Linked DNA regions of Homo sapiens: all the other regions are linked to region 1. Evidence: chromatin contacts called from ENCODE Hi-C data. All regions are on one chromosome and are shown on one strand. Each heading gives the region's core, a stretch centred on a gene start or an enhancer-like site at or near the end of the contact. The rest is flanking DNA. Distances are from core to core; before and after follow the strand shown. Region 1 holds the start of DBX1 (developing brain homeobox 1). Region 2 holds the start of LINC02718 (long intergenic non-protein coding RNA 2718). Region 3 holds the start of FANCF (FA complementation group F). Region 4 holds the start of SLC17A6 (solute carrier family 17 member 6).

Region 1 (7,712 bases), core at 3,429-5,928:
ACAAGAACTTTTCCTAAATACATATAGTAAAGTGAAATGGATTCAAATGTGAGTTAAAAGAATATTTAGATGCTGGAGGATCACTTGAGGCCAGGAGTTGGAAACTAGCCTGGACAACAAAATGAGACTCTGTCTTTATTATTATTTTCTTTTTTTTAAAAAAAAAGAATATTTAATCCTGCAGTCTGTGAAGAGCTGGTTAAGCAAGGAGAAACAATGGCTATTTTCAAGCAGAGTGGGACGGAATCTTCAGCTTTAAAAAGTAGCAGTATGAAATTAATTTCCCAGACAAGTGGGCAGAGATAATGATGGAGAGAGAAAGCACTCAAGGCTGGGCTTACCAAAATTTAATTTTGATTATTTTGAACGGTCTCATATCTCCTTGGCCCAACATGGTTTTAATATTGCTAGGGCAGAGGGTTGTCCAAGAAGGGAGTTGAAGTAAACTTTCTCCAAGTCCGCACTGCAAGCCCTGCACCGCTCTACAGAGATCCCCTTTATTCGGGTTAAAAAATAATAATAAAAAAAAAGAAAAAGAAAACACCAAAAAAACCCACACACACAAAAAAACAACACACAGTTAACCACCTGTCAGGGCTGAGGATACAATGAGACTCCTCGAAAAAGAGCTTTTCATGCATGCGTAATATATTTGTTCAGCTATTCACTTAATGAAGCTGATAAATGTGATGCAAGACAATAGTCAAGTTAATCTATTTAGTAAAATGTTTTGAGACTTTCAGGCTACGTTAAGGAGGGGAGCGTCCGGTGACATTTTCATTTAAATGCGCTCATCTCCTCTCTTAGGCAGCACAAGGGGGTTCGGGCAATCTATGTGAATATAATTTCTTATAAATGTGTCTTTAATGGGTTTAATTCACCCTTGCCAGCTGTTTTGGGGGCTATTTTGTAAGAGCAAAACAAACGTTTCGGGCTTGGAAAGCTAGTTAAAATTTGTTTCGGTCAGCGAGGCCAAGCTATATTTCCTGCAAACCATCTGCTTGATTGGCACAATAGAAGGATTTTCAAGGAAAAAGAGGGGAGTGAGTGTGAAAGGGATGGGGGGTGAGGGGGGAGACACTAGAAAGAGCTGGGGCAGCGGTAGCTCCTAGTGGCCTATTCTGAAGGTGAACCCCTTAGAGCTGTCTTAAAAGAGAGGCTTGCGAAGAGGGGCTGGGGCGGTAGGAAAGCTCTTTCAGTCCGAGCCTCGCAGCCCTCCTCCTTCGCCTCGCCCGTTAGCTCCCTGCCCCCCCTCCCCACACCCCCCACCCCAAAGCCAGGCGTCGGGCGCTTTTCCCTGTCGCCGCCCGGCATCCGGCCAATCTTTCCAAAATGCGCTCTCACTCTGTTGGCTGCTCCGGCAGGGAGCATGGAGGACTGGGGGTCCGAAGCCTGCAAAGGGTGACCTTAGCGTTGCAGCCTTCCCGAAACGGAGACTTGCCATCTTTTCAGAGGGCGGGGAAGCTCACACCACTCTCTGCTTTATAGTGTCCGTTTCGCCTCGCTTGCTGGCCCTTCGCTTACCCGAGACATTCCAGGCACGGCTCGCACTGGAGAGGGCCGCGCTGCTGCTGCGACCGCACGGCGCCCGGGGCAGGAACATGCTCGCTCTCCCCTGCGCGGGGGGAACGAAACCCCCAGAGTGCGTTCCGACACGCTCTTTCTACTATCCAAGGCAGGTTTCGGCAGCTTTGGCCACCTAGGCCCGGGGAGCCCCAGCCGGATCTGCTGCGGCCTCCCCCGCAGCGTAGGCAAGGACCTTAAACCCCAAACCAGGGACTCCGATTCTCTCTTTTCCCCTCCCGTCTTCTTTTCTCTTGAAAGAGAAATAGACAGAAAGCTCAGCCTTGAGACAAAGAACGCGAGTGATTTCTCCGAAATAAACTTGAAGATAACGACATAACAGTGAATGGCAGGACGCACAAAACCCCATGGGCTCAGGTCAAATGGCATTAGTCACAGGTCTTAGCCGCAGCCGCCGCGCCGCGCAGCTCCTTGGGCTATCGCGGAGTTTGAAAAGACGCGTTCAAGGAGATCACTTAAAGTAAGATCCTTTCGTCCGATTTCTTGCTTCCTTAGGATTTATTTTTCCTTTCACGGGCGGCCAGCCCTCGCCCCCTCGCCCCCGCCCTCACTTTTCCTCTTTGGCGCTTTAGGAATTCTTTAGGAGGCTGTGGAGACCGACCCCAGGAAGCAGGGTCCACGTGGATCGCAGCAAGGGGTTGATCCACCCTCCAAAAAATGGCAGGGTAGACTTTTAAAAGCCGAGAAGTTAGTAGCAGTTAGTCTATAGTGAGGCAGAATGGCTGGGGCTTGGGGTGGGGGCTAGGGGTGGCATGAAGCCTGTCGACGGACAGGAAACGGTGAAAACTACACCCCGGCAAATGCCCCAACAGGGAAGGAGGAGCTGGGAAGGGCTCACGCTGGCTTCAAGTTCTTACCGTTCCCCCCTCCAAAAAAAAACAAAATCCAAGTTGATTTTGGCAAATATAGACTCTATTCTGATCATCCGGAAGACTTGGACAAGCGCTTCACCGGTAGGGAATCAAACATCCTGAAGCCCCCGGCGCGTCCTTCTGGGAACTGGCAATTGCCCAAGTCCTTAAGACTCGGGGAGAAAAAGGGGTGGGGGGCAGAGGGAAAGGGAGTGGGAGAAGGAGGGAGGTGGGCCTGAGGAAAAAAGTAAGGGAGAGGAAGGGAGAGAGCCAGTCTTATTGCAATGGGAAACTGTCTCATGGCAAGGTTAAAGTGCAGGTGTTCAGATAGCTTATGCTTTTCTCACCTATTTTATTGCAAACTTCAAAAAGGAACTTTTGACGTTCTTCGACAGATCTCCTTCTTCCGTTTCCAGGGGACTCCAATTAACTCCAGCAAGGCGCTTCCCATATTTAAATAGCCCCTTATTTAAAAGTTGTTTCTTTCCTGATTGGTTTTCTCCCGCTGCCCATGAGCATGAGCGGTCTTGGGCTCAGAAACTCCGCACTTACGTCATCTTCTAGCATTAATTCGCCTCTGGAGCTGGGCCCTAAATAACTTTTTAATTTGAATCAAGGGAGAGTTTTAGCCGGCTCCGTTTCTGGTTTAATGTGATATAAATCGCAGATGCACTTTTATTGAATGGTTAAAGCAGCGACATGGAGATCATCAACACAAAACACCCCGAACAAAACCATCGAGAGAAATAAAGCTGGTTAATAAGATTTTTGAGAAAGCTTTGTGTTAAAAAGCAAAAAGGAAAACCAGCTGAAGGTGACAGTTAGTTCATGGTTAATAGGATCAGGGCGGCCTGGCGGGGCTGCACACTTCTCTTTGGGGAGGTTCAGCCACACTAAAGAGATGAATGGGACATTTAACACATCTGTTATCTCGCCGAACAGAGAAATGGGGGGAATCGAGTCTTAGTACCACCTCAGCCCCAACCAGAGGAAAGCGAAGGGACTGTCTCCAGGAAGATTCTCCTTTGAAGCCCCACATTCAGGGGAGGCTTTCCCGGAGTGGACCAACATTCTTGGGAACCGCATCCCTTCCCTCTGGTTTTCACGCGTTTGTGCGTTGTAGTTAATTAAGAAGCTGCCAAACCTTGGGCCAAGTTAAGGGCCCCGCAAGTGGTAGGGTTCTCTCCAGACGACGTCTGGACCTTCGCTGCTATGGCTTAAAATGTCAGGGCTGTGAGTTTCAACTTAAACTGCCGAGAGCTCCCTGTGTTTGGAGAACGGCCAGCATAGCACTCACAGCCTTTGGATACCCTTGCCCGAGGCAGTTTCCGGTCAGCCTAAGCTCTTTGCAAGCGGAATCCTGCCGCTCGGCAGCCCAGCGCCGCTCTCCTCCGCTCCTCCCGCAAGGTGAGGTGCGGACAGCCCCTTGCAGAAACTCCTAGAGAAAATCGTTTTCCAAGTTGCTGGGAATTTGAAGGAGACTCGTTTTACTTTTCAGGTATCCACCAACGCTCAAACTCAACCAGTCTCCCGAAATGAAATAACTCCAGACCTCTCCCCACTCTTACGGACACACATCCAGTGGCCCCAAAGCATCCGTTTCCAAGTTTCCCTGAGTCGTCAGAATGGGACTTCTAACACTGATTTCACTCACCCCTACATTTGCTTTATGCTTCAGCTGGAGTAACGGATAGGGCTAGAGACCGGAAAGGGAGTATATTTTCATGTCCACTGACTTGAAACTTTTCATTGCCCTACCCCCACAAGAGGGAGGGCAACTTTGCTGATAGCCTGAAGATGTATTTCTATGAATATTTATTGATTTATTTTCCAGGCTTAGCAGGGGAGCTGCAAATAAATTTAGTGGGTTCTTTAAATAATTCCTTTTCTATGAGGCAAGATGTCATCTGAAACTTCTAAATAGGCATTTAATTAGCCCGGGTGTTGCTTCGGAACAAAAACCTTTGGCGAGAGCTTTGGGGGCGCACTGTATTGCAAAGAGGCGGTCGATATGCAAAATTGATGCGCGCGGGCCTTTGTTGCCGGCCCATTGTGCGGGCCATGCTTATGAAGACTAATCCAATCATAAATTGCACCCCTGCGCCAATCAGAGAGTCCAGAGCCTCCGGCGAATGAAGCTCGAGTGGAGAACTTTGTTGAACTTCATTGTCAGAGCTGTCACTTTTCAAAGTGCTTTAGCGGGCGGGCCACTATAAAACCATCACCTCGACGAGAGGACCACGGAGGACTCGCAGACGCCCAAGTGGGATTGTTACTTGGAGACGTTTGCTAAGCCCAAGAGAGAGGACACTGTGGGGGCGGGAGGGGCGGGAAGCGAGGCGTTTACCCTCCGGCCACTGAAAGAAGGGTTATTTCGCCCGCCCGCGCCTACCATGATGTTCCCCGGCCTCCTCGCGCCCCCCGCCGGGTACCCTAGCCTCCTGCGGCCCACGCCCACCTTGACGCTGCCCCAGTCCTTGCAGTCGGCATTTTCCGGCCACTCCAGCTTCCTGGTGGAGGATCTGATCCGCATCAGCCGACCCCCCGCCTACCTGCCCCGCAGCGTGCCCACCGCCAGCATGTCGCCGCCCAGGCAGGGGGCCCCCACGGCCCTCACCGACACGGGGGCCTCGGACCTGGGCTCCCCGGGTCCCGGCAGCCGACGGGGCGGCTCTCCGCCGACTGCCTTCTCCCCTGCCAGCGAGACGACGTTTCTGAAGTTTGGAGTGAACGCCATCCTCTCCTCGGGGCCCAGAACAGGTAAGCGAGGTCAGAACCCTAAGGGCCCATTCAGGTACTAGGCATGCGCGGAGTCATCCTGGCCTCAGTTTCCTCTAGCGAGCGGGCCCCCACACACACATCGGTGCACACACAATACGCACGAACTCTGAGACCCTACGTCAGGCAATGTGAGAATAGTCCAGTCAATTCCGGGGAAGAAAAGCCTCCAGGCTCGCCCCATCCTCGGAGTGAACTTGAGCACACGCAGTCGGAGACTGTGCGCAGTCATCTGGTGCAGTAACGCTGAGCGCACGCTCCTGGACGTCTGCGTTTCTGCCTTCGAGCTTCTAGGAGACAGTTTTTTTTTTTAAACTCAATATGATATATTTATTGGATTAGCAAATATTATAAATCTGCAATTTCTTTCCTCCCCACTCAGTCCTATCTCGTTAGTGCCTAGGATGGAGATTGGGGTAGAGTGGGACGGCGCAGAGAATTACGTTGGGGAGAAAGAAAAGAGTTTTACAGATAAGACAATGTTGGGAAGATTTATTTTACCCTGTCAACGTATAAGAAAGATGTCTTTGAAACCAGATGAAGGGCTAATTATATCGTGTGTTCAGTGTGCTATACAATAGGCAAGTACGTAATCAGATTCTTTCTGTCTCCCTCTCTCCTTCTGTCCCCCCTCCATCGCCCACCAGAAACATCCCCAGCCTTGCTCCAGAGCGTCCCTCCCAAGACCTTCGCCTTTCCCTACTTCGAAGGGTCTTTTCAGCCTTTCATCAGATCTTCTTATTTCCCAGGTAGGTCTCGTCCCCCTTCTTTGCGCGAGGCAGGGCGGCGCCCCAGCCCCGGCCCATCGCTCCCTGCTCCGAAGCCGTATTTCTCCGTCCACCCCTCGGGGTTATGCTCTGGTTCAGAGGTTGCGAGGCGTATAACATTCATGAATCCGTCGCGCCAATTTGATGCCCTATTGAGCACAAGCAGTGACTGCTTGACACTTTGCACCAATTCCCTGCTCTACAAATTAGCAGGAATTGTCATGGTCCCAATTTGAGGCGGTTCCCTTCCCGGCGAGGAGCTGTTGGCATCCCTTCACGCCGCCGTTTTCCCACAGAGTCAGTGCACTTGGCCACGATTCCCCACAAAGGTTTCAGCACCATGACCAATTGGTCAGCTCCTCCGGGCAGCCACACACAGACCGGCCCTAGTCCCTCCACGCCGCCGAGAGACACCTACCAGCCGGGGCTAATTTCTCTTTAAGACTCATTCAGGGCTTCGGGCTTTTCACAAGACCACATGGGGTGCCCTCTTGTGTGGGATGCCTAGGGTCGCCCAGGGGGAGGGGGATTAGATCCTCCCCCAATCCCAACCTATTTCCAGCCTGATTTCCAAACCCCTTCTCATACTCCTTTCCCACCCTGTATTATAAAATACCGTTGATCTTGCAAAATAAGAAGCAGTTAGAAGAAAGCCCATAATTGTGTCCCAGCCTAAAACAGCAACACCTTAGGCAGCTTCCACCAGGTTTTCTTCCTGTAACCTCACTGATGATTCAAACTATGGCTCAAAAACTCTGCCACTGGTCAAAACTAAAAAGGAGGCAGGAGAGTCCCTATACAGAGAAGAAAAACTGGGTATGGCCTGCGGGGGATGGGTAAAATCACGACAGCACTCCCAAATATCAGCAAAAGAAACAAGCAATTGATTTTTTAAAGGGGAGAGATAATTCGCCCTCCCCCCACCCCCCAGCACCACCACCACCACCACCACCACCACCACCACCACCATTCACACTGCTGCTAATAATGGAATTTGCTCCCTTTCTCCCTCATCTCAATGCTCTAACAAAAACAACCCGAGCTTTATAAATAGCTTTTCATGTCCATTTAATGAAAACGATTCGGGGAAGAGAAGCTTCTGCCATCAGTATTCTCCCAATGGTCTTGGCCTGCAGTTGTGTTTAGTTTGAAAGTGTAAATCTCTTTTGTCCCAGTAATATATGGCTTTCGCTGCTTGTCCTCAGTCTTTTTCTGTTAGTTCATTACTACACAATTACCATTCACGCTTCATTAGAGTCTCTGTTTCTTTTTGTTTTGTTTTTTTCTTTCGCTTAAAGCAAAACTCTCCCCCCTTTTATCATACCAATACCCATTGGGAAGCAGTCAATGTGCTAATTAGCTGCCACTTTTCATGTATTCGGGCCGAATTCTTTACGTTTCGTGGGGGAGGGGAGGAAGGATTAATATAAAAAAGATGAATACTTATTGGATTTTTCAAAAAATCTAAATCGGATTTTTCCCTCTTTATCAAAATAGTAAAGCACCTCATTTTCATCTAAAGAATGCAAAAGCCACTGAAATGATAAAAGCTTAGGGGAGAAACACAGTGGCCTCGGCTGGATATTTTATTTTTATTTTAGTAATTTATTTTTTCTATTGCTGTTTTAGTTGATGTACGCAGGTTTGTTTCCCTAAGTCCACTGAATGGAAAAACGAAACAGGCTATTGTGGGGGCTGTTTTCTCTGTTTCCGTGGTTTTACCTAATCCGGG
Region 2 (7,712 bases), core at 3,159-5,658, 2.7 Mb before region 1:
TTTTGTAGAGATGAGGTCTCTCCATTCGACTTCCTTGGGCTCATGTGTTTCTCCACCCTCAGCCTCCCCAGTCACTGAGACTACAGGCACACACCACTGTGCTCAGCTATTTTTTGTTATGTTTTGTAGAGATGGGGTCTCCCCATGTTGCCCAGGCTGGTCTCAACCTCCTGGGCTTGAGTGATCCTACGTCTTCAGCCTCCTGAATAGCTGATACTACAGGCAAGAGCCACTGTGCCCCCTGGTAAATTAACTTTTTAAATGTAGCATACTTATAACAATGTAATATTAAGAAGCAGACACAGTAACACTGATGAATTTCAGAAACTTTATGTAGAAGGAGCAGAGCCAGACAAAAGAAGCACTTACGATATATTTCCATTTCTATGAAATTTTAGAAAGTGTGTAGTTAATTAATAGAGACAGAAAGCAAATCAATATTTGTCGTGGGCTAGAGGTCAATGGGGGATTGTTTGGAAAGTGGCACAAGGAAAACTTTTAGAGTAATGGAAATGTTGTATACCTTCTTATGGTGTTTACAAGAGCACATATAATTGTCAAAAACTCAACTAATATCCAAGACAATTTGCACCTGACAGAGTTAAACAGCAACAAAAGACTTTATTTAAGACCACTGTAATAAGGCACAGAAAGAGGGCTCAATGCCACTGAAAAAAAAAGCAGGAGAGATTTTAAGCACAGAAGTCCCTAAGTGGAAAAGTACTGTATGTTGGTCAATAGGGTTAGACCATCTGTGTTTGCTGATTGGTGCTTAGGGAAGTCAGGCTCCTACTCTCCCACAGAGATTAGGAGATAAAAAAAGGTTCTACCTTTCTTAATTATTGAATTTCAAAGAGATGACACCCAGGTTTTTGAGAAAGATGGTTCTGCATTGTAGAACTGATAAGAGGCCAGAAGATTTACATCTTAAAGGAGCAGAGAAAATGTACACTTTGCAAGTTTTTTTTAAAGTGAATGGTCTAAAAATAGGGAGGTCAGAGGCCAACAATCAGGAAGAACCCTGTCTAAAGGTTAGTCAGGCAGCAGGAAACATTAGGCCATCTTGGTCAGTGACTGTATCTGCACTGTTTTTTTCTATACGTAATACCCATGATAAAGTTTAATTTATAAATTAGGTGCAGTAACAGATTAACAACTAATAATAAAACAATTATAACAATATGCCATTATCACTAATTTTGCACTTTGGGTCATTAATATGTAAAATAAGGGTTATTTGAACACCAGCACTGTAATACCAACAGTTAATGTGACAACTGAGATAGCTACTAAGTGACTAATGGGCGGGGTGGCTTAGACACTGTGGATACGCTGTACAAAGGGATGATTCACATCATTCACATCCTGTGTGTGATGGATTAGGACAGCCTAAGATTTGATCAGATACTTAGAAGGCAAGCAATTTATAATTTACAAATTATTTCTGGAATTTTCCATTTAATATTTTTGGACCTCAGTTGACCATGCAGTTGACAATACATGTGCAAAACATATATTGTATATTTCATTTATGTAAAACTTACAGATTATAGTGATATTAATGTTGAATAAATAAACTGAAACTTTATCAAAACCAGGAATGGAAGGCACTACTGTACACCTAAAGTAGATGTGTTAATTGTATTTTATATCTCAATAATGTTTATTAAAAATAAAAATCAATAAACCATGGAAAGTGTTGGGGAAATAATTATGTCATGGAAAGTGTTTTGATAATAATTAAAAACAAAATCTGCCAATGCAGGAAACTCTCCACAAATGCAGAAAAGAAACAGTTTTATCATTGAATAAGCATTAAATCGATTGTGATTTCTATCAGAAGCAATCTACTAAAGAGTTTGCAATGAAAACATTCTTCACCATTTTTATATAGCCTGTCAGATACAGTCCACTACACACATGTTAATTGTTTTTATCTAAAAGAAATCTAAAGGAAAGAATAACACTTGTATCTCTTGACAAGCAGAAAGCTCCATCTTGAAGCCAAGTGCCTAGACAGTAAACTACCATGAAGACGGGGAGACAGGTGCCACTCTGGGATGTTTTCATTTCTAAGAGAAAGCCAATAGGCCTCCAAAGATATTCTGAGGATACAAAACTGGCAAGAGGCTTATTTAGGTTCTTTCTTTCTGATGCAAAACTGGCAAGAGGCTTATTTAGCCTCCCCTGCCCTCCCCTCCCCTCCCCTCCCCTCCTCTCTTTCTTTTCTTTCGACGCAATCTCTCTCTGTTGTGCAGGCTGGAGTGCAGTGGCGCGAGCTCGGCTCACTGCAACCTCCGCCTCCCGGGTTCAAACGATTCTCCCTGCTCAGCCTCCGGAGTAGCTGGGATTACAGGCGCCCACCACCATGCCTGGCGAAGTTTTGTATTTTTAATAGAGAAAGGGTTTCCCCACGTTGGTCAGGCTGGTCTTAAACTCCTGACCTCAGGTGATCCACCCACCTTGGCCTCCAAAAGTACAGGAGTAAGCCACCATGCCTGGCCTTTTTTTTTTTTTCATACATTTCAGTGAGACAGAGATAGCGCTTACAATTTCACGTTTTCTAAACACAATGCTAAAGAGGAGGTGGGTAGTTATCTTTCTCTTTTTGCAACAGAGAACCTTCACTTTTTCTTTATATATTTTTATTTACCCTTAGAAACGGCCCATGCAATCGAATAATAGTATTAAAAAAGCATCATCCCCTATTATTTAAGGAATAAACTACTGTTTCATTCAATAACATGGAAGAATTTAGAAAATATTATGGCTTTTGCAAAACATATTGTATATTTCATTTATGTAAAACTTAAAGACTATAGTGATATTAACATTTATGCAAAACTTAAAGACTAAAGTGATATTAAACAAATTAATAGTTTCCTGGATCTAGGTATAGGATAAAGTATTGAATGGGATTGGGTACAATAGAAGGTTTTTGGGTGATGGAAAACTTACATATCTTGAATGTGGTGATCACATGTTTGTTAAAACTCAGTGAACTCTACAATCAAAATAAGTGCATAATATTATATGTAAATTATACATCTATAAAAAATTAACCAGCAAGTATATCAAAAAGCCGACAATGGTTTCTGAGACGCTGTCACTATACATCCTACCTTTTTGTAATGTTTGAAAATTTTTACATAAGCAGAAATAACTAATAGAATGCAAAAATAAAATAAAATAAAATAAAAGCATTTGTGTGGAGACGAGATCAGTAACTTTAGTATCACCTGTGGGTTTACTGGAAATGAATCTCAGGTCCCACCTTATACTTACTAAATCAGCAAGTAAATTTTAACTAGTTGCCCAGCTGATTCTCATACTTATTAAAATTTGAGGAGAATCATTAAAACATTTCTCAGTAGATGAAACTTTATTATTTCTCTCGGAAGGATAAATGACTTCTAAATACCAGAAACTAGTGGAAATGTCAACTAATGCCACATTTATGACGCTAGATTCATCGTCATAATAATGGATTTTATATTCTGCCCTCTGTTCTGGAATAGCACTGTCACTAAGAAGGGAGAAAAGGGTGCTGATGTTTACTTGGAATTTTGGCTTTAATTTCTAGGACACCAGAGTCCCATCTCATAAAAAAAGGTAGCATGAACTACCCAGAGCTGTACCACTCATTCATTTATAAATGGTAAGGCAAGGTTAGCAGGAAGAGCTTTGGAACCGTAGCGAAGCTTTTCCATCCCTTCCCTGCATTGCTACCCACAGCAGGTGTTTCCTGGAACCTAGGCTTTGGCCACAAGCCCAGCGGTCGCGGGGCGGGGGTAGGCGGAGCTGTGGGTGAGGAAGGGGCAATGCCTTAAGGGGGCGCAGCTGAGCTGTGGGACTGGTTGGTGTCGCGAGAAGAGGGGGGCGTTGCCGCAGAGAGGCGAGGCGGGGCAGAGCTGCGGGGTGGGGGCGGGGCGTTGCCGCTGGGGCGGAGCCGAGCCAGTGGAGGGCGGTGGGGGCGGGGCAAGCGCGGAGGACCAGGGACCGGCTCCGGACCGCGCAGTTAGCGCCGCCTGGCCTGGGCCGGACCCGGTCAGGGTTCTCAAGCTGTCGTCCCTATGGGGCTGTGTTTTCCTTGTCCCGGGGAGTCCGCGCCTCCCACGCCGGACCTGGTGAGTAGAGCAGGTCCCTGCGTCCGCCGGGCCGCGCCTTGAGCACCTGTCCTCGGGTTGCGGGGCGGGCCGAGCCATTGTACCTGGTGGCGCAGGTCGAGAGCCCGCTGGGGGACCCTGCTAGCGAGGACGGGTGGACGCGTCAGGAGGGTCGTTGGGTCCTGTCAGAGCGACCTAGGCCGTCGCCTCCGTGTAGATCTCCACTTTTGTAACAAAAAGTTGTCGAAAGGCGGCTGTGGCGTCTTTCTACCTTCCACTGACTTTAGCTGCGCCGGATCTTCATAGGGCGCCGGCGCACGCAGAGGGCGTTACGCGTGGGACATTCCGGGGGATGTGGTAGATGGAATTCGGCGCGAAAAGACATTGCTTTCTCCGGGAGCTCTTTAGTCGTCTAGGAGATGTGCGTTTTCAACTGTGTCTACCATCTTTTAAAAGAAGGTGCTCGGAAAGTCGCTTATACGCCTGAGCTTTATCGGATATGTTTTTTTAATGATTTCTTTTTAGTATTTATCTCATTCTTTTACGTTCTCCCTTTAAAAGAATATGTAGTACAGAGTGTCCAATTTATAATGTCGTATTTAATAAAAATACTGGACACCCAGTTACATTCGAATTTCAGATATACAAGGAATACGTTTATAATATCGTTTTGTGCCATGCAATATTAGGGATCTAGTTCTACAAAAACATTACTCATTGCTTATCTGAAATTCAAATGTAGCTAGTGGGTGTGTGGTACAATACATGTACACTTTTTGTAGCTTTCTGTTAACAGTATCTTTACATTAGTACTCCTTACAGGGAGTTAACATAAACCTGTTTCTCTTCTCTAGCTAAAAATTAGTTGAAGAAAATGAAGTATTTTTGGGAAGTACATTAACTCTTCAGCTACTATAGATACTAAAAATTTAGTACTTATAAATTTGATGTGGGAAAGTTCAGCTTCTCTTTGTTGCTGCTGTTGTTTTAAATTAAGTTGATTTTGTTGTTCTGGCTGTCGATAAAATATAACATGTCAGATTTGTTAAGCCCTCCCCCCCATCCTCATACTATACCCTCTTCCCTTGATAACCACACGGCTCACTGCTTGGATGTCACTTTACCAGTGAAGCTTTTGCTGACCACGTTAAACAAAATATATTCCCCACAATACCACCCACCCATTCTCCCATTACTTATCTGCCATGCCATCTGACAGACGTTTACTTACTTCATTATATTTGTCTGTGCGCCCGCAATTGGAATTTGTTTCATTTGGGAGGAGACATTTATCTATGTTTTTACACTGTTGTATCCCAGCACCTAGAAAAAGGGCTTTATAATAAGTAGTACATGGTCTAGAAAAATAGCATTCACTGTTTTCTGATATGGAACAATACCTCTCATGAAATTACTCCAGTCCTTCCCTCCTACACACTGAGATTAGCCCACTTCATTTATTAACCTTTCCTAAAAACACCAGGTTACTTCAGACTCCATTTTAACCGGCAGTAACAAACCATGTATTTTCCTTTTTGTATTTGTAAACATTATTTGTTTTGTTATTGCCCTGACTAGCTTGTAGGCCTTTTTATTAAAAAAGAGAGTAAATAAATGATTATATAGGTAAACCTTGTATCTGTTTTAGCATGTGCTGATTTGAAGGCATATTGATTAGGAGAATGAAATTCAAAAAGTTGAGTAGTGGCATTCTTTGTGGGACATTTAGGGCCAGTACCGAATATTTTTGTAAATTGTTATAGTGCCTATGAAATAAATGTGAATAATTTATTAATAATAATGTTTGTTATTTTAATACATATTTTTACACATTTATTTAGGAAGAGAAAAGAGCAAAGCTTGCAGAGGCTGCAGAGAGAAGACAAAAAGAGGTAAGATTAAAGATCAAGTTTTGCCTACTTAGATAATTGAGTTTGGACTTTATTCTTCATAGATGTCCATAGCTAGATTTTCTAACGCAAATGGCCTTTGATATCCCAAAAATTTACATTTAAATGTAATTATTTTCAAAATGATTTCCTTATTTATATGAATTGCATTAATATATTTATATTAATATATGAAAACTATCATATCTTCTCTAAATTCAGATACTCTTTTAGTAACATCCTTCCTTTTAAAATGGCTGTGCATTGTAAAATACTTACAGATGTGAAGCAAGTTTAGGGGAAAATTTGTATAGTTACAAAATACCCAGTGAAGAAATGATGTTTTATGTAAGGCTGTTGTAGAAACACTCCTTCTATGTTACCAAAAATAAACCAACTCCCTACCCCCAAAGAAAAACCTAGAAAGCAAAGATAGACAAAAAAATGTTTTGCACACTGGACAGATTTTTGTTGTCTTTCTGTTTTTCTTATCAAATTTCTTCAAGGCTGCATCTCGGGGAATTTTAGATGTTCAATCTGTGCAAGAAAAGAGAAAGAAAAAGGAAAAAATAGAAAAACAAATTGCTACATCCGGGCCCCCACCAGAAGGTGGACTTAGGGTAAGTATTAAAATTTTCTTAGTGATTAACTTAACTGGCATTTTAAAAAAACTTAAGTAGCAATCCATTCATAATTTTCTCCTGAAATGTATTATCAGAAAATTTTGAAATAGTTTAAAAGCATGAGTAGTAAATATTGGAAGTAATACCAATTTATTTTAACATTTATTGGAATCAATTAGCTTTTTTCCCCAAAATGAAATAATAGATTTATTATTTTAACACTATATATATTTTAATACTCTTATGCTTACTACTAATCTTAAATAATTCAAAAATTCAAGCAATATGGAGAAGTATAAAGAAGTGTAAAAGTCATCCAAACTAAGTACCATTTTGACAGACATAATTTCTAACCTTCATTTATATATCTTATTAAATTGGATTACGCTATAAGTTCTGTTTTATGGCCTGAGCTCTTTTACGCATTGATTTGGAATCTTTGATCTTTCCATTGCCCCTGTTTATTATAGTTATGTAAATGTTAATTTGGATTACAGAATGTATACAGGTGTGGGTATCATACACATACCTCCCTAGATATGGATCCCAGAGCTAGACACTGGGAATATAATGGTGGACAAGTTAAGCAGAGTCTCTGAATGCTGGAGTCTTTACACTCTAGCAGGACTTTAAAGGATTTATTTTTAAAATCCCTTAAAGCTCAGGAAAATAATGGCTCAGATATTAAGAATTTATTCTTGGTCCATTTTTAAAGTAAATAGTAGTATATTTGTGAAAAGGACAATGTCTTTAATTTCAGTCATTTATATTTAACTTGTCAATGATTTATGAGTACCTTTCAACAGATTTATTGGTTTTTTTTCTCTCAAAACTACACACACACACACATGCACATACATATACATGGACATATACACATACACTTGCCTACATGTAGATACTCTCGTAACTTGTGGGGCAGGCAGTTTATGAACACCCTGAGCAGTTGATTCTGGCTCAAGAATATCACAGAAATAAGAATGTGTGTCTGTGTATTTTACTATTGTACGTTACTTCATCTTATATCATTTAACGAATGAAAATTTATGAAGTTTTTTTATGGTGAACTTTTAGCAATATATAATTAGTTTCAA
Region 3 (7,712 bases), core at 2,567-5,066, 2.5 Mb before region 1:
TGAGCAAATGACATGAATACACATTTCTCAAGAGAAGATACAGAAATGGCCAACAAATGTATGAAAAAATACTCAACATCCCTAATTATCAGGGAAATGCAAATTAAAACCACAATGGGATACCACCTTACCCCAGCCAGAATGGTCATTATTAAAAAGTCAAAGAACAATAGATGTTGGCATGGATGTAGTGAAAAGGGAATGCTTATACACTGTTGGTGGGAATCCAAACCAGTACAGCCTCTATGGAAAAGGATACTACCTTACCCTGGCCAGAATGGTCATTATTAAAAAGTCAAAAAACAATAGATGCTGGCACGGATGTGGTGAAAAGGCAATGCTTATACACTGTTGGTGGGAATGCAAACCAGTATAACCTCTATGGAAAACAGTATGGAGACGTCTCAAAGAACTAAATGTAGAGCTACATTTGATCCAGCAATCCCACTACTGAGTATCTACCCCAAAGAAAAGAAGTCATTATATCAGAAAGACACTTGCATGTATATGTTTATCACAGCATAATTCACAATTGCAAAGATACGGAACCAACATAAGGGCCCATCAATTGAAAAGTGGATAAAAAAGTTATATATATATATACACACATGCATACATACATACACACACACACACACATACCATGGAATACTACTCAGCCATAAAAAGAATGAAATAATATATTTTGCAGCCACTTGGGTGGAACTGGAGGCCATTATTCTAAGTGAAGTAACTCAGGAATGGAAAACCTAACACTGCATGTTCTCACTTGGAAGTGGGAGCTAAGCTATGGGTATGCAAAGGCAGACAGAGTGGTATAATGGACACTGGAAACTTGGAAGCAGGGGAGGTGGGATGGGGTGAGGGATAAAAATCTACATGTTGGGTACAACGTACACTACTCAGTTAGAGGGTGAACTAAAATCTCAGGCTTCACCACACTGAAATTCATCCAAGTAACCAAAATCCACTTGTACCCTTAAAGCTATTGAAATAAAAAAAAAATTCTGTTAAAGCAATGAAAAGACGACAAGAAAGTTTTATGAGCTACAATATTTGAAAACTTCACCAAAGAACAGAAAAAAATCAAAATAAATAAATAAAAATAAAATCTGCTGAAATTTGGCCTTTTTCTTTCCCAATTTACTGTATCCCAGGAATTTGGGGATCAAAACCAAGAGGAGGGAGATTGTTCCTGGTATTCATGGCACACAGTACACACATTTGTGTTCTCATATATTTTACCTTATATTATTTCTCTCACTTGGATTTTCTTCTGTCCCATGATTGTTCAAACACTTTGAGGCCTAAATCAAGTATCAGTCCTCTGTAGTCTTCCCAGAACTCTCCTGTCAGTTTCTATCTAGTCTCTCATAGCAAAATTCTTAAAATTTTCAAAATATATAAAATCTGCTTTGCATTATAATTAAGTTTTTGTATCCCTCCCCACCCTGCCTCAAGAATATAGGTTGAAATGCTAGGCTTTTCTTTCTTTAGAGGGGGAAACTTCATAGACATTTTATTTAATGAAAATAGACTAATCTGAAATATGTAGGAGTTTATACGTTACTATGCTCAAGGAAGAATTTAAAATCAAGATTTAAACAGATAAGTAGAAAGGTATGAAGCTAAAGTTAATCTGCATAATTCTTGCCATACACTGTCATCCCCATTCTGAATCAAAGCTTTTTTGGATTTTTTCCACCTCCTTAAATAGGCCTGGTTCTTTCAACTCAGATACCTGCAAAAAAAATTAAGGATTCCTGTAGCCTTGAAGGCTCCTCTGAACACTCAGCTTTGAACTTTCAACTGAAAAGTTGGTTTCTTTTCCTTTTTTTTTCCATTTTCCTTTTTTTTTTTTTTTGAGATGGAGTCTTGCTGTGTCACCCAGGCAGGAGTGCAGTGGCCCGATCTCAGCTCACTGTAACCTTCACCTCCCGGGTTCAAGCTATTCTCCTGCCTTAACCTCCCGATTAGCTAGGATCACAGGTGTGCACCGCCATGCCCAGCTAATTTTTTTGTTTGTTTGTTTAGTAGAGACAGAGTTTTGCCATATTGGCCAGGCTGGTCTGGAACTCCTGACCCCAGGTAATCCACCCGCCTGGCCTCAGCCCCACAAAGTGCTGGGATTACAGGCATAAGCCACTGCCTCCGGCCTGAAAAGTCAGTAATTAAAGAGACCTTCCTATCCCCTAAGACTTGGTGACCCCACTCAATTTCATCCTACTATCACATTTGAGGTTATTCATTTAATGTCTCTCTTAAATGGTACAAGATGAACTTCTCCACTCATGCTAGGACTGCATTTATTTTACTACTAAATCTGTAGCACCTCATACTATGTATCATAATAGGTGTTAAATATAAGAATAAATAAATGAATTAGTGATGCCTGTACATTTGCTAAAGGCAGGCTGCACACTTGGTTCTAAGTTTGTAGTAGCCAAGAAAAAGAATTTTAAGATTCATAGTATCCTTAGGATAAAATAAAATAACGATTTCAGGACCAAGTAAGAGTTTGAGATAACTAATAAAAATCAAATAATAGCCGGGCGCGGTGGCACACGCCTCTAATCCCAGCACTTTGGGAGGCCGAGGCGGGAGGATCACTTGAGGTCAGAAGTTCGAGACCAGCCTGACCAATAAGGTGAAATCCCATCTCTACTAAAAATACAAAAATTGGCCGCGCCTGGGCGACAGAATGAGACTCCGTTTCAAAATAAATAAATAAATGCATAAATCTGAATTAACAGCATGCACATCACTGCTTTACTTTCTAAAAGGTGTAGGAATGCTTATTTTAATAAATGAAAAATGACTCTTCCCCTCTTTTAAATTTGTTTCTCTTCCCCTTTTTGTTAAAGTACAAAACAAAACACCTTCCCCCACTTTTCGAATAGTTTTGGCTGTGTCTTTAGGACTGGAAGGAAATTCAGCTCAAATGAATTACTATATTATGAACTTAAGTAAGAATTGTTGTGCATTTTGTACAGAATGCAACTCCTAGGAGTTGACAAATGTTTGTTAAGTGCATCAGTGAGCGACATAGGACCTTCTCCTCCCTACTCTCTTGTCACGGTTTTTATTTAATCAAACATTTATTATTGTTCGATGCTCTTAAATGCCATTTCCTTCAGCTGATTATTTGTATGACAGAAGAGTCAATTAAGCTATTTTGTCCTAAAAATTACGAAAACGAAATGTACAATTGTGAAGTAAAATTTTGTTCCTTTGCAAATTTTAATAAATTATTGAAGTTTATTTTTTGTTTCAAATAATCTGGGCTTCAGTTCTAATAATGGAAGGACAATGTGAAGGCCCAGAATTCAGCATAGCGCCTGGCATTAATAGGAGGTCAGTACATTTTTAGTACATGTTTCTCAAATAGATCTTAAAATTTCATTTAAGAGCGTTTCCTCACGTCACAGTATGTCTCTGGCGTTACTTAATTTTGAAAAACCTCAACACAGATTCTAGTTTTAGGCAAAGCTCAGAAAATTTCTACTTAAGGATATTTCCAAAGCGAAAGGAAGCGCGGAGACGTTCATGACTGGCATCATCTCGCACGTGGTTCCGGAAATTCTCGGTAGGATGCCCTACATCTGCTCTCCCTCCACTAAGAAGAACCTCTTTGTGTGGCGAAAGTAAAAGTATTAGGGCTTTTAAGTTGCCCAGAGTCAAGGAACACGGATAAAGACGCTGGGAGATTGACATGCATTTCGACCAATAGCATTGCAGAGAGGCGTATCATTTCGCGGATGTTCCAATCAGTACGCAGAGAGTCGCCGTCTCCAAGGTGAAAGCGGAAGTAGGGCCTTCGCGCACCTCATGGAATCCCTTCTGCAGCACCTGGATCGCTTTTCCGAGCTTCTGGCGGTCTCAAGCACTACCTACGTCAGCACCTGGGACCCCGCCACCGTGCGCCGGGCCTTGCAGTGGGCGCGCTACCTGCGCCACATCCATCGGCGCTTTGGTCGGCATGGCCCCATTCGCACGGCTCTGGAGCGGCGGCTGCACAACCAGTGGAGGCAAGAGGGCGGCTTTGGGCGGGGTCCAGTTCCGGGATTAGCGAACTTCCAGGCCCTCGGTCACTGTGACGTCCTGCTCTCTCTGCGCCTGCTGGAGAACCGGGCCCTCGGGGATGCAGCTCGTTACCACCTGGTGCAGCAACTCTTTCCCGGCCCGGGCGTCCGGGACGCCGATGAGGAGACACTCCAAGAGAGCCTGGCCCGCCTTGCCCGCCGGCGGTCTGCGGTGCACATGCTGCGCTTCAATGGCTATAGAGAGAACCCAAATCTCCAGGAGGACTCTCTGATGAAGACCCAGGCGGAGCTGCTGCTGGAGCGTCTGCAGGAGGTGGGGAAGGCCGAAGCGGAGCGTCCCGCCAGGTTTCTCAGCAGCCTGTGGGAGCGCTTGCCTCAGAACAACTTCCTGAAGGTGATAGCGGTGGCGCTGTTGCAGCCGCCTTTGTCTCGTCGGCCCCAAGAAGAGTTGGAACCCGGCATCCACAAATCACCTGGAGAGGGGAGCCAAGTGCTAGTCCACTGGCTTCTGGGGAATTCGGAAGTCTTTGCTGCCTTTTGTCGCGCCCTCCCAGCCGGGCTTTTGACTTTAGTGACTAGCCGCCACCCAGCGCTGTCTCCTGTCTATCTGGGTCTGCTAACAGACTGGGGTCAACGTTTGCACTATGACCTTCAGAAAGGCATTTGGGTTGGAACTGAGTCCCAAGATGTGCCCTGGGAGGAGTTGCACAATAGGTTTCAAAGCCTCTGTCAGGCCCCTCCACCTCTGAAAGATAAAGTTCTAACTGCCCTGGAGACCTGTAAAGCGCAGGATGGAGATTTTGAAGTACCTGGTCTTAGCATCTGGACAGACCTCTTATTAGCTCTTCGTAGTGGTGCATTTAGGAAAAGACAAGTTTTGGGTCTCAGCGCAGGCCTCAGTTCTGTATAGGCAATGCTGTGTTATTACTTGAATATAGAATATATAGTTTACAAAATGAAAATTACAATGTTCTCACCAAATATATGCCTTCGTGTGTCCAAAGTATAATTATTTTAGATGCTAATTTTGAATAGTTTATTAAACAGTTATAAATATGCAAAGTAGCTGGCATGTAGTGTCACGGATTTTCTGGATAGAGGAAGTGATTGGAAGTACTCCACTTAAAGCCATGGAATTAGCAATAGTTTGCTTTTTAATAGAAGGCCCATTTGTAAGAATGTTGAAAATATGTGTACCGTTTAAAGAAAAAGCAGCTTTAAAGTGACAAACAAAATACCCTTTTTCTTTTAGTATGGTTTATTTTTCTAGGTTTTCTGTCCCTCCCTCAGTAGTGAAGAGTTTTCTTTATTCCTGGCAGTGTCAGGAATATTGGTTTGAAAAGCTGTTGGCCTATCTGGAGTTTGGCCTTGTTAACCTAGTATTCTAACCAGTTAACCAGCCTTAGTATGCATTAAAATTGTATTGTTCAGAAAGTTTGTTTCTCATTTTCTGCAAATTCTTACTTTGAAAATGAATCACCACATAGTATGTCCCTTTAAAGCATTGACGCACAGACAAATGTTTAAAGCACAGTAAATACGAATATATGCCTTTGGATATTAAATTAATGCTTGATGATAAAAGAATCAAACTTTTTTTTTTTTGAGATGGAGTCTCGCTCTGTCACCCAGACTGGAGTGCAGTGGTGTGATCACTGCTCAGTGCAACCTCTGCCTCCCAGGATCAAGCAATTCTGACTCAGCCTCCCAAGTAGCTGGGATTACAGGCGCAGGCCACCATGCCCGGCTAATTTTTTGTATTTTTAGTAGAGACGGGGTTTCACCATGCTGGCCAGGCTGGTCTCAAACACCTGACCTTGTGATCCGTCCGCCTTGGCCTCCCAAAGTGCTGGGATTACAGGCGTGAGCCACCGCGCCTGGCCAAAACAACATTTTAAGTAGAAGATCCAGGTTTTAGTGCAGCTTCTGCCGTTAACTAGGTTAATAAATCACAACCTTGGGGCCACAGTTGCCTTATATGTAAATGAAGTGTTTAGAATAAAATAGTTAAATTTCCTTATTTTTCCCTTGGTGGCTGCCCTGTGGAAACAGTTTAGAATATTTGTTTTGTGTGTAGGAACCTAGTTGTGTTAGTTTACCTGGGTGTTCCACAGCTGATAGTGATTGCCTTGAATAAATTCAAGGGCAATTTATTCATTTTTACTAGGGAGATAGACCTTTACAGCAATCAAGATATTTTTGTCCATATCCAGGTTAGCTGGTAAGAGGATTTTTTTGGAGAAAAAAATGATATTTAGAAAGTTAATTTCTAATTCCGGAATGGAATAAAAACAATATGAGTAGTGTAATCTTGTAGAAAAAGAGTTGTATAATCTTGTAGAATTTCTCATTCTGTGGTACAACCCAGGGGTAAACTATTATTCCAGTAGTCAGTACACTTTTCTAGATAAATCTTGAGTGAAAACCAGCAATTTCTTTTTCCTTGTGGTCTGATTCCTTTTTCTAATCCATGAAGGCCATCTTGTAGATTACATTTATCATTAATGCAAGAATAAAGACAATTCCTCCTGTCAGTTGCGTGAATTTTTTTTAAGAAACAACCCAGTGAAGAGTTCTACCATAGCAAGGCCTAATGTTAGCTTTAGCTTTAGAAAATAACAGTTTGTGAACTTACTTCCCTATATTTGCAGCTGTATCTCACACTATGATTTACAATAAAATTGTAAAGATTGACAATAGACTTAAGAAATAACATTTTAAAATCTATTTTATACTTACCATTTATTATTCTGTTATTTTAGTCTCCATATGTTCATTACATACATAATCTTATTTAATCTTCACACCAAAACTGTATTCTTATGAATATACGCTAAAAGATTAAGTAAAATGCCCAAGGGTATAAACAAAAGCAACATGAAAGTGGAAGCCGTATCTGTCATTTATTTTATTTCCAGAAGCCTAGCACAGTGTCCAGCATATGGTAGATACTTGTAGTGTTTGAATAAATGAAACCAGCATTAGAGCTTTATATACTTTCTCTTAAGGACTTGAAAAGATTAGGAATCTACGCATACACTGAGAGAGAAAAAAGTGAGAGGAAGACTATAAAAATAGAATATTTGATAACTTCTTTATAAAATCTAGAGATATTTATTTTGTGTTTTTTCCCTATGTCCTATCAAATGAGGGAGCACTATTGAAATCTCCCATTGTAACATTGTTTCAGGAAATTTTATCAATTATCATCTTATGTATTTTGAGCAATTTTATGACATGCAAACAAATATAGAATCGTTATATCATCTTAATGAATTGAACCTTTTGTTTGTAGTGACTGCTTTTCTGCTTTAAAGTCTATTTTTTTCTATTATCATTGTCATATATTAACACTGTATGATTGGACTTTTTCCTGCTATCCTATTTTGTGCTTTCCACTTCCTTTGATTTCTCTATGTTTCACTTCTCAGTTCTTTAATTGACTAAATATTTGTTTGTCTTCTTATTTCATGATATTTTCCCCTCTACCAGTTAGGATGTTAATTCTATACCCATGCTTTTACTCTCAAAACTTACCATATTTAACTTAAAAATATCTAATATTAGTATCTTAACCCTCCTTCTTAATGATACTATGGACCTTAGGAAACTTTAACCCTGATCTCTTATCTATAAACTCTCAAGTTATTATCCAGTGTTTTGGTTTAA
Region 4 (7,712 bases), core at 2,025-4,524, 2.2 Mb before region 1:
GTAGCGGCGGGGCAGGCCGAAGCACGTGCAGTCGCACAGCGGCGCCTTCCTCTCGGGCACCTCTAGGGGCTTCCCATCCTCCGTCAGCTCGATTGTCTCCCCGGTGTCTTGCTTCTTCTCCAGCACCCTGCGCGGCAGAGCAGGGGCGAGTCAAGGACTTGGCGGCTTAGGTACCCCCGATGCTGACCCATTCCCATTTTTCAGGACCCGTCGGGGTTGGGAGGAGGGCCGTCGACCTCCCCCCACCCTCGGGGATTAGGGTGGTGGGGTGACACCAAGCTGCAAGACCTCCCAGGCTCTCTCACATTCTGCAGGTGCCCTTGGCCGCGGCGGCGGCGTCTCTTCAACTTTAACACCTTTAGGCCTAAGGTAGCGAGTCCCCATCTCGGGATCCACCCCTGGGCGCTCTGATTGAGATACACAGGCCGCTTGGGCCTAACTTTCTTGCAGGATCTGCAGGGTCTGCATTTTGTGAGGGCAGGGGTTACCAGCGCCTCCTCTGCACCTGAGTAGGCGCCTCCCACTCCTACACGCGCCCAGCAGGGCTTTACCCTGACTACCGCGGTGTCCTCCTGCAACACAGCACCAGAGAGCTGCTCCGCTGCAGGCGGGCCCAACTAGAGAGCCTTTCCCACCCGCGCTGCCTTTTCCGTTTCTAGCAAGTTGAAGCTTTCCAGGTTGACGATGCTGGTATTCCGCTCCCCAATCCACCCCCTGAGCTGAGCCTGGAGCACCCCCTGGACTAAGGCCTCTCTAGGCTAGTGCCTGTGCGTGAGGAGAAGGCCTGAGAGCTCTCGCTGAGAGTGTCATGCACTCTCCTTCCCCTTCATCCCGCCCCAGGGCTCTAGTTCAATGCTTACTCCCCTGTTACACTTCTTACTATTTTTTTTTTCTTATTACTCGAGTTGGAGACAAAGGGCTCCACAGCATATGGCCGACACCTAAGCTTCCTACTGCCAGAACATGAATAATTAATTATTCACAATCTTGCGTCATTACTATCTCTCTTACAAACACCGAAAAATGTCAAGGGTCCATTTCCCAAGACGCAAAATGCGACTCCCAGATATACAAAGGCTCCCCCAAATCAACTTTTGTAAGATATTCCACATCAAAGGGGAAGATCTCACTTAAATATTTGTTTTTGCATAGTGTTTCATAAGATTTCAACCATCAATTCATTTTTGGCTTTGGTCCTTGGGAGAAGGGACAAATGAAAAGGGGAATGCAGAGAAAAGGAATGGTTTTACTAAAAGGTGGTAGTGTTCTAGTCTACAACATATTCATGAAATTTCTATTAACAACAAACAAACAAAAGGAATGTATAAGGTAACATCTCTGTACGTAGCCCCTTGCGATTGATACTTTCGATATTTAAACAAAGAGCCTTTCCGTTTACAATTTGCAGATATTTTTTCCAATCTACCGTGTAATTGCTTTTCACCTGTGCTGTTTTAAGTGCTATGTGAACACCCAATTGTTTTCACACACACGGGTAAAGCAAGTGAAATTTTTAAACTAATTTCAAATATGCATAGCTTGGAATACTGCTGTCAAGAAGTTTGAGGCCACCCGAAGAAAAATGTCAGGCTTCCGAATTCTATAACGTAGCACCTGGAGAATAAGTCATAAAGGTATTTGTGGCTAGGTTAATGTTTATTCTTAAAGTCCGATCACAATGTTAGAAAACATTGCAATTTATTTTTACTGGGAGAAAAAAATTCAGCCAATGCGGTTTTTTTTTTTCATTTCCTGCATTTGCTTCGTGTGCTCAAATATACGAAGTTGAGCTCTGCACCGGATGGCAGTTGTACTGGGAAAGAACATCCCTTTCCATGGTAGCTGTGGGACTGCAGGGCCCTTGCGGTATCTACTGCCGCATAGGTGCATAATCGTGCCTACATGAAGCCCGCCAAACCTGAAGAGATTTGGAAAATCTGGGAGTGGTTTGATCATTTTCTTTACATTTCTCATGCATTTACAGAGACTTCAATTTCCCAAATATTAAAATTAGTGCTCCTTTGTAATTCTTTTTCCTTTTATGTCTGCCCTGTCGTCTTGATTTTGCTCTAATTATTAAGAAAAGCTGTATCCATATAACATACTTGAAATGATTTAAAGTTTTGCAAATTACAGCATAATTAGTATAGTGACTACAGGAGGATTAAATAATTAAATCATTTCTAGGACTTTCAAAGTAATGTTGCTTGTTATATTTATGGCTGTTCTTCCAGGCATTGACATTTCCTATGCAAGAAATAGACTCTAGGAGATGAAAATAATTAAAAATGCATATACATTGTTTCAGGCTCAGAGAAAGGAATTGCTTCAACTATCAATTATTGATATATTTTGATTCTTCTTCATTCAATACAGAAGACATATTTCACTAGGGGATTCTCTACTATGCTTTTGAAGCTGAGACCTCTCTCTTTCTCTCTCTCTCTAACATATATATATATATATATATATAAAACATATATATATAACATATATATATAACTATATATAACATATATATATAACATATATATATAACATATATATATAACATATATATATAACATATATATATAACATATATATATATATAAACCATTACTCTTTGGAATTTCTTGGTTATTTTTTTAGATGGTTGTGTTTTATATTCATTTGTCTGCATCAAAGGAATTTAATTCGGGGTATCTATAAGCACCAAAAGAAACGCTGTTTGAGCAGGGGCTGGCCATTTCTTAACTGTAAAGAAGATAAATCCTGTGTAGTAAAGGACAAAAACTCTGCAGGCACCAAAGCAAAAATCAAACACACACACACACACACACACACACACACACACACACACCAGACAGGTTCATTTAGTGCAACATTCCTGCATTAATAAGCAGGTTTCCAGAGCACCCCCGCTCCAAGCAATGGGCAACAAAAAGACTTTCCGATCATATTACAATCTTTCTGAGCCACCAGGGTTTACGGAAACGGCCCTGCAGATTTTTTCATGCTGAGCCCCAGGTAAGCAAGTGTTCGCTTTGTCTTACCTGTAGATCTGGCCGAGTGATTTTCCAGCAAAATTCTTTAGCCCCTCTTTTCCTGGGGCCAAAATCCTTTGTTTTACGGATTCCATTCTTGCAAAGACTGTTGTCAGTTCTTGCCAGATTTAAATAGTGATTGCTAGGAAAGGCGAGGATTGCGCATATTGTCTTAATCTCTTAAAGTAGTTGCGGGCTTTTCCTTCTCAGCAGAATGGTAGTGGCTCGCCTCCAGCAAGAGTGAGAGTGAGAGAAGGGAGGGAGAGTGAGAATGAGAATACAACAGAATAGCTGCATGCAACCCACGGGTTTCCTAATAGGAGAGTTGGTAGACACAATCAGAAAGTCTCATTGGAAGGGGAGGATCCGGTGGCAAAGAGCGCAAGCAGTGCCACGGTATTTGGGTAGATGCGGTTGAGTCCTTTTCCTGGAAGTCGGTCAGCTGAAAAACAATGTAAATTCCCGGTTTTGAAGACTTATTGCTCTCAAATCTGATGGCTTTTAAACGGAGGGGCCGGAATATCACAGAAGCCTTGGGAACAGCAAAGTCAAAAGAATGGTACTTTTAAAAATGGTGTCTTTGCTGTAAGGAGCAGAGCATATTCAAAACTCATGGGAGCATCTCAGGTCTCAGGTGAGCAATGCTGCTATTAGTTTTTCCTCTCTGCCCATGATCTCCTCCCATCACGCCAGCGTAAGTCTGCTCTGCGGTAGAGTCAAATTAAGATGGAGAAGGCTTGCTGCTCTTTGAGGACGTGAGTAAATAAAAGATACACAGTTCTGATTTGGGCAGCCTCGGGGAAGATTTTTTTTTTCAGCGGCTGACAGCGCCCGTCTGGGCGGGTCTCGGTACAATGTTTCAGCACCACGGACAGAGTAAGTTTCAGGAATAGGGGACTCTTCTTTTGGCTAGCTAGGTTGCCAACTTTCTAGGGGAGCTGGGCGGATCGCCCTGACCAAGGACCATACGGGGGCTCTTCAGGAACGGATGCTATGGAAACCATTGGGAAGATGTCATCATCTCCAGAGTTTGCAGGGAGAATGGTGCATTTAGCTCTGCTAGGGAAGACAACTTTATTAAAAATTCACAAGTTACTTCTAGTTTGCTACGTTTTGTCCAGCACGCTGATGCCAGTATTGCAGGGAAGAAAGATTTCAACATATTTAACTTATGCTTGTGGTGTTCCAAGACACCTAGGCTCCCTTGAATATAAAATATGTGCACACAAAATACATAATTACATTGTTCATGTGTTTGTTTTAACTCCTGACAGGAAAAAGATGAAAGAAAGAAAGGGAGAGAATGAAGAATAGAGGAAAGGAGAGATAAAGAAAAAGAGGTGGGAGGTATGGAGAGAAGAAAAAAGAATAGCTATAAACTCAGTGAAGTTGATTAAATAAAATACAGTTAATTTAATATAAATTCCTTGGAATTTTAAGCATCTTTATTTAACTAATTTACAATACACTACTGAAATACCAATATACTGATGAAATATGTGGCTATACCTTGTGCTTGCCAACAAATTGTAATTGATAATTTAAAGATTTATTTTTAAAAAGATTTATTTTAATTTACATATATTCCATTCAAATCTTATTTTATTTTTCTTTGTATGTCCTTCTCCTAAAGCATAAATTTTGAAAGACATTCATGTAAGAGTTTTGGCTTTATATATACAGGTACAGCATCAATGAATTTATCTCATTAAGCAAGCAAGAAAACTGCTAGATTAATGTAAATTATTAATCTCTTTCACATGAATCACAAACTTCTTAAGTACAATTCAGGCCAATGCTTACAGAACAGACTGGCCTTGAACCACATTTTCAAGGTCAAAACCTTGGATGTCACATAAGCCAACAGAGGGAGTCAATTTTACTTAGGATCCTGAGACAAAATCTCAAAAATATGGATCTAAATTGAGAATCAAATAAGAATATTACCTGAATAGTTCAAATGATATAATGGCTATGTATTCACTGAATGGATAGCTGGAAAAAAATGTCAAAGTAGCTAAAACCATCTGCCATTATTAAGTTTGATAGTTGTCAAATTATTTCCATTGTGAAATATAATAAAGAAAAGGATAATGAAGACATTTTTATCTTTTTTGATAAATTTGTGTTAAAATATGTATCTTCAATAAAACAGTGAATTTAATTTTTCTCTAAAACCATGGGATGCCTCAGAATACTATCTATTTCTCAAGATCAAGTATAAGGAGACAAAAAAAAAACCCTCATTAAACTATTTCCTTGCAAAAAAAAAAAGAAAAGAAAAAGATTAAAAGATTCAAGCTATTCAGGACTTGACTTATCTAGGTGTTTTCAAAATATCTGTATTTTTCAAATCTTTAATAACTAAGTTCATTAAATTATATTTATTTAGAGATATTAATGATTTTGGAATTCTGGGAAGTTATACAAAAAAATAGAATTTACAACAAATATTTGTGAAGCTGGGGTGATGATATGTAAATGATTTTCCTAAGCACTCCAGCTTAAGTTGCACCACAAATGACTAGAGATCTATCTAAACCATCAGTAAACATGATAGCTAAGTCTCCAATACACAAATATGAGGGGACACTAAGCAATATAAATCCAACACAAAAGCATTGTTTTTAAACAGTTATATTCACCTTTATTGAAATGAATGTCATCCTCCTCTCTCTTCCACTCTCTTGATAATAGGGTGAGCAACTGAATCAGAATAACTGGTAATATTGATTTACTCATTCTAAAAATATTCATTGAGTGTCAAGAATAATACTAGATCTGGGAATTCTCCCTGAAATATCTCACAAGCTACTTGGGAGATAGACACAAAAATACAATTTCAAACAATTATGGGTGAAATTACACAAGTTAAATAACCCAGCCCGGGAGTGAAAATGTCCAGAATATATTTCAAGAGACAATGTTTTCTTGTCTGTCTTAATAGTTAAAAGAAATGTAGTTCTATAAAGATGATGGCAGCCCAGTGGAGTTTGGCAGGGTGGAGTGGTGGTATTTGGATAGCACCCTAGCCAGAAGGGGTGTATTTAATGGTATTTTCATAAACAATGAAAAATGTTATGTGTGGAAAATTACAAGAAACGTTACTAGACCACCTGCGACTGAAGAATGTCATTTAGGCTGGCTTTAAACCCATAGCTGCTCCCAGTGTAAGAAACATATATTCAGACACCATTTGCTAACCCAACAGATTTTCTTCATGAGTGGACACAAATTGCAAACGCTGAACGTGTACTTTTGCAGCCCTAAATTCATCAGATTTATCTTTATGCAAAGAAACACTAGTAGTTATATGTAAGATATTAATTTAAGCATATCAGAAAAGGCTTCCTTTCTCTTGACACCCTCCTTTATCCCCAATAACTTACATCCAATTATAACAAGTCCTGAATTGCATTATTAGACCACTTTTCTTCTAGGGGAAGAATTGTCCCTCTTGTCAAGAACTGTTAACAATAAAAGGAGAAGTTTTCACTGAATATAACTAATATAATATGTGTGCAATATTACAATTTATGAGTAGCTTTTATTTACATGATAAACGTATTTATTCCTTATAATTATTCCTTAAACTAAAATAGTTGTATTCCCATGTTATTGAGGAGGAAAGTGAGATTTAGTAATTACCTGAAGTCATGTAACTGGTGATGAGAAAACAGCTCAGGTTAGAGGAGTTTCTCACAGTTTAAGGTCTTGTTAAAATACAGATTCTGATTCAATAGGTCTAGAGTGGTGCCCAAGATTCAACCACTGTAACACGTTTCTACAACTGCTTGCCTAAGGATCACATTTTGAACATCAACATCTCGGAGTATGAAATGTGAAATCAGTTTACCTGAGTTTGGGTCCTGGTTCCACTGATTATCATCTCTGCAATTTTGTATCAATCATCGAACACTAATAAGCCAGTTTGCTTACTGGCACAAATGAAGGCTTGTATCGTGTGGTTTCTATTATCCTTTCTGCTTGTAAAATTTTATGCCTTTTCATGACTTTAGATGAAAAGTCTTTAGATGTAAAAAGATGTAAAACTTATTTTCTTTTGTTTCTCCCATCCTAAGTTTTTTTTATTATATTTGAGTTAAATGATTAATAATAAACTGAAAAAATACTAATATGTAGAAATGTGCTTTCTGAAAGTTCTTTTTACATATTTAAAGAAGAGTTACCTTATTTGTTGTTTCACTATATGTATACACTGAGTTTTATAAGCAATTGTTTAAATAATTGTATCCATACTATTTTTCAAGATGTACATAAGGTATTAGCCAACAGCAATGTAATAGGTTTCTATTTGTTTATATCCCTGTGGGAGGAAATACTTTTGAGTAATCATTTAAATGTCTTGCAAATGTTGCCCTCTGGTGGAAGGATATGTTAATATTTTAGAGACAATTGTGGTCCTTAATTATGCAATTACACCTACTGTTTTCTCTCTCTTTCTTCTTTCTTTCTCTTTCTTTCTTTCTTTCTTTCTTTCTTTCTTTCTTTCTTTCTCTCTTTCTTTCTTCTTTCTTCTTTTGGATATTTGTTAAATTAAATCTACATCTGAAACTATAAAGTCTTTTTTGTGGGCAACACATTTGCAGTTGTCTTAGTACTAAATGTATTTAGAAATAAGTTGATTGAGAATCCCCCAGTTAACCAAAAAACTAGTACTAAAGG

Evidence for each region. Hi-C counts contacts between places; a loop is a spot of excess contacts on that map. Pooled maps may share reads with other maps.
Region 2: a pooled map shows a loop between it and region 1 (5-fold over the local background). The contact joins the promoter of LINC02718 here to the promoter of DBX1 in region 1. A Hi-C loop is called at or near these places in 6 of 50 pooled maps.
Region 3: a loop to region 1 is called in a map of CD4-positive, alpha-beta T cell, with 7 times the contacts of the local background. The contact joins the promoter of FANCF here to the promoter of DBX1 in region 1. A Hi-C loop is called at or near these places in 2 of 168 maps with a recorded cell type or tissue (CD4-positive, alpha-beta T cell and naive thymus-derived CD4-positive, alpha-beta T cell) and 3 of 50 pooled maps.
Region 4: a loop to region 1 is called in a map of naive thymus-derived CD4-positive, alpha-beta T cell, with 8 times the contacts of the local background. The contact joins the promoter of SLC17A6 here to the promoter of DBX1 in region 1. A Hi-C loop is called at or near these places in 1 of 168 maps with a recorded cell type or tissue (naive thymus-derived CD4-positive, alpha-beta T cell), 2 of 37 single-sample maps with no recorded cell type and 6 of 50 pooled maps.

Annotation. Positions count from the first base shown.
Region 1 is chr11:20,157,441-20,165,152 of GRCh38, reverse strand. It overlaps DBX1 (developing brain homeobox 1), which reads left to right and starts at 4,678. Exons shown (of 4, transcript NM_001029865.4): 1 at 4,678-5,195; 2 at 5,861-5,962. The coding sequence starts at 4,829. RefSeq lists enhancers at 1,671-2,172, 3,297-3,796, 3,797-4,298, 7,684-7,712.
Region 2 is chr11:22,826,110-22,833,821 of GRCh38, reverse strand. It overlaps LINC02718 (long intergenic non-protein coding RNA 2718), which reads right to left and starts at 4,408. Exons shown (of 11, transcript NR_187210.1): 1 at 4,211-4,408. SVIP (small VCP interacting protein) reads left to right here and starts at 4,021. Exons shown (of 4, transcript NM_148893.3): 1 at 4,021-4,127; 2 at 5,948-5,998; 3 at 6,502-6,615. The coding sequence starts at 4,074. RefSeq lists a silencer at 3,897-3,966 and an enhancer at 4,117-4,426.
Region 3 is chr11:22,621,927-22,629,638 of GRCh38, reverse strand. FANCF (FA complementation group F) reads left to right here and starts at 3,816. Exons shown (of 1, transcript NM_022725.4): 1 at 3,816-7,106. The coding sequence starts at 3,829. The coding sequence ends at 4,953. It also overlaps a transcript of GAS2 not described here. RefSeq lists enhancers at 3,837-4,026, 3,353-4,252, 4,117-4,326, 4,707-4,756, 4,767-4,926.
Region 4 is chr11:22,333,943-22,341,654 of GRCh38, reverse strand. It overlaps SLC17A6 (solute carrier family 17 member 6), which reads right to left and starts at 3,274. Exons shown (of 12, transcript NM_020346.3): 1 at 3,036-3,274; 2 at 1-127. The coding sequence starts at 3,121. It overlaps SLC17A6-DT (SLC17A6 divergent transcript), which reads left to right and starts at 3,433. Exons shown (of 4, transcript NR_186351.1): 1 at 3,433-3,660.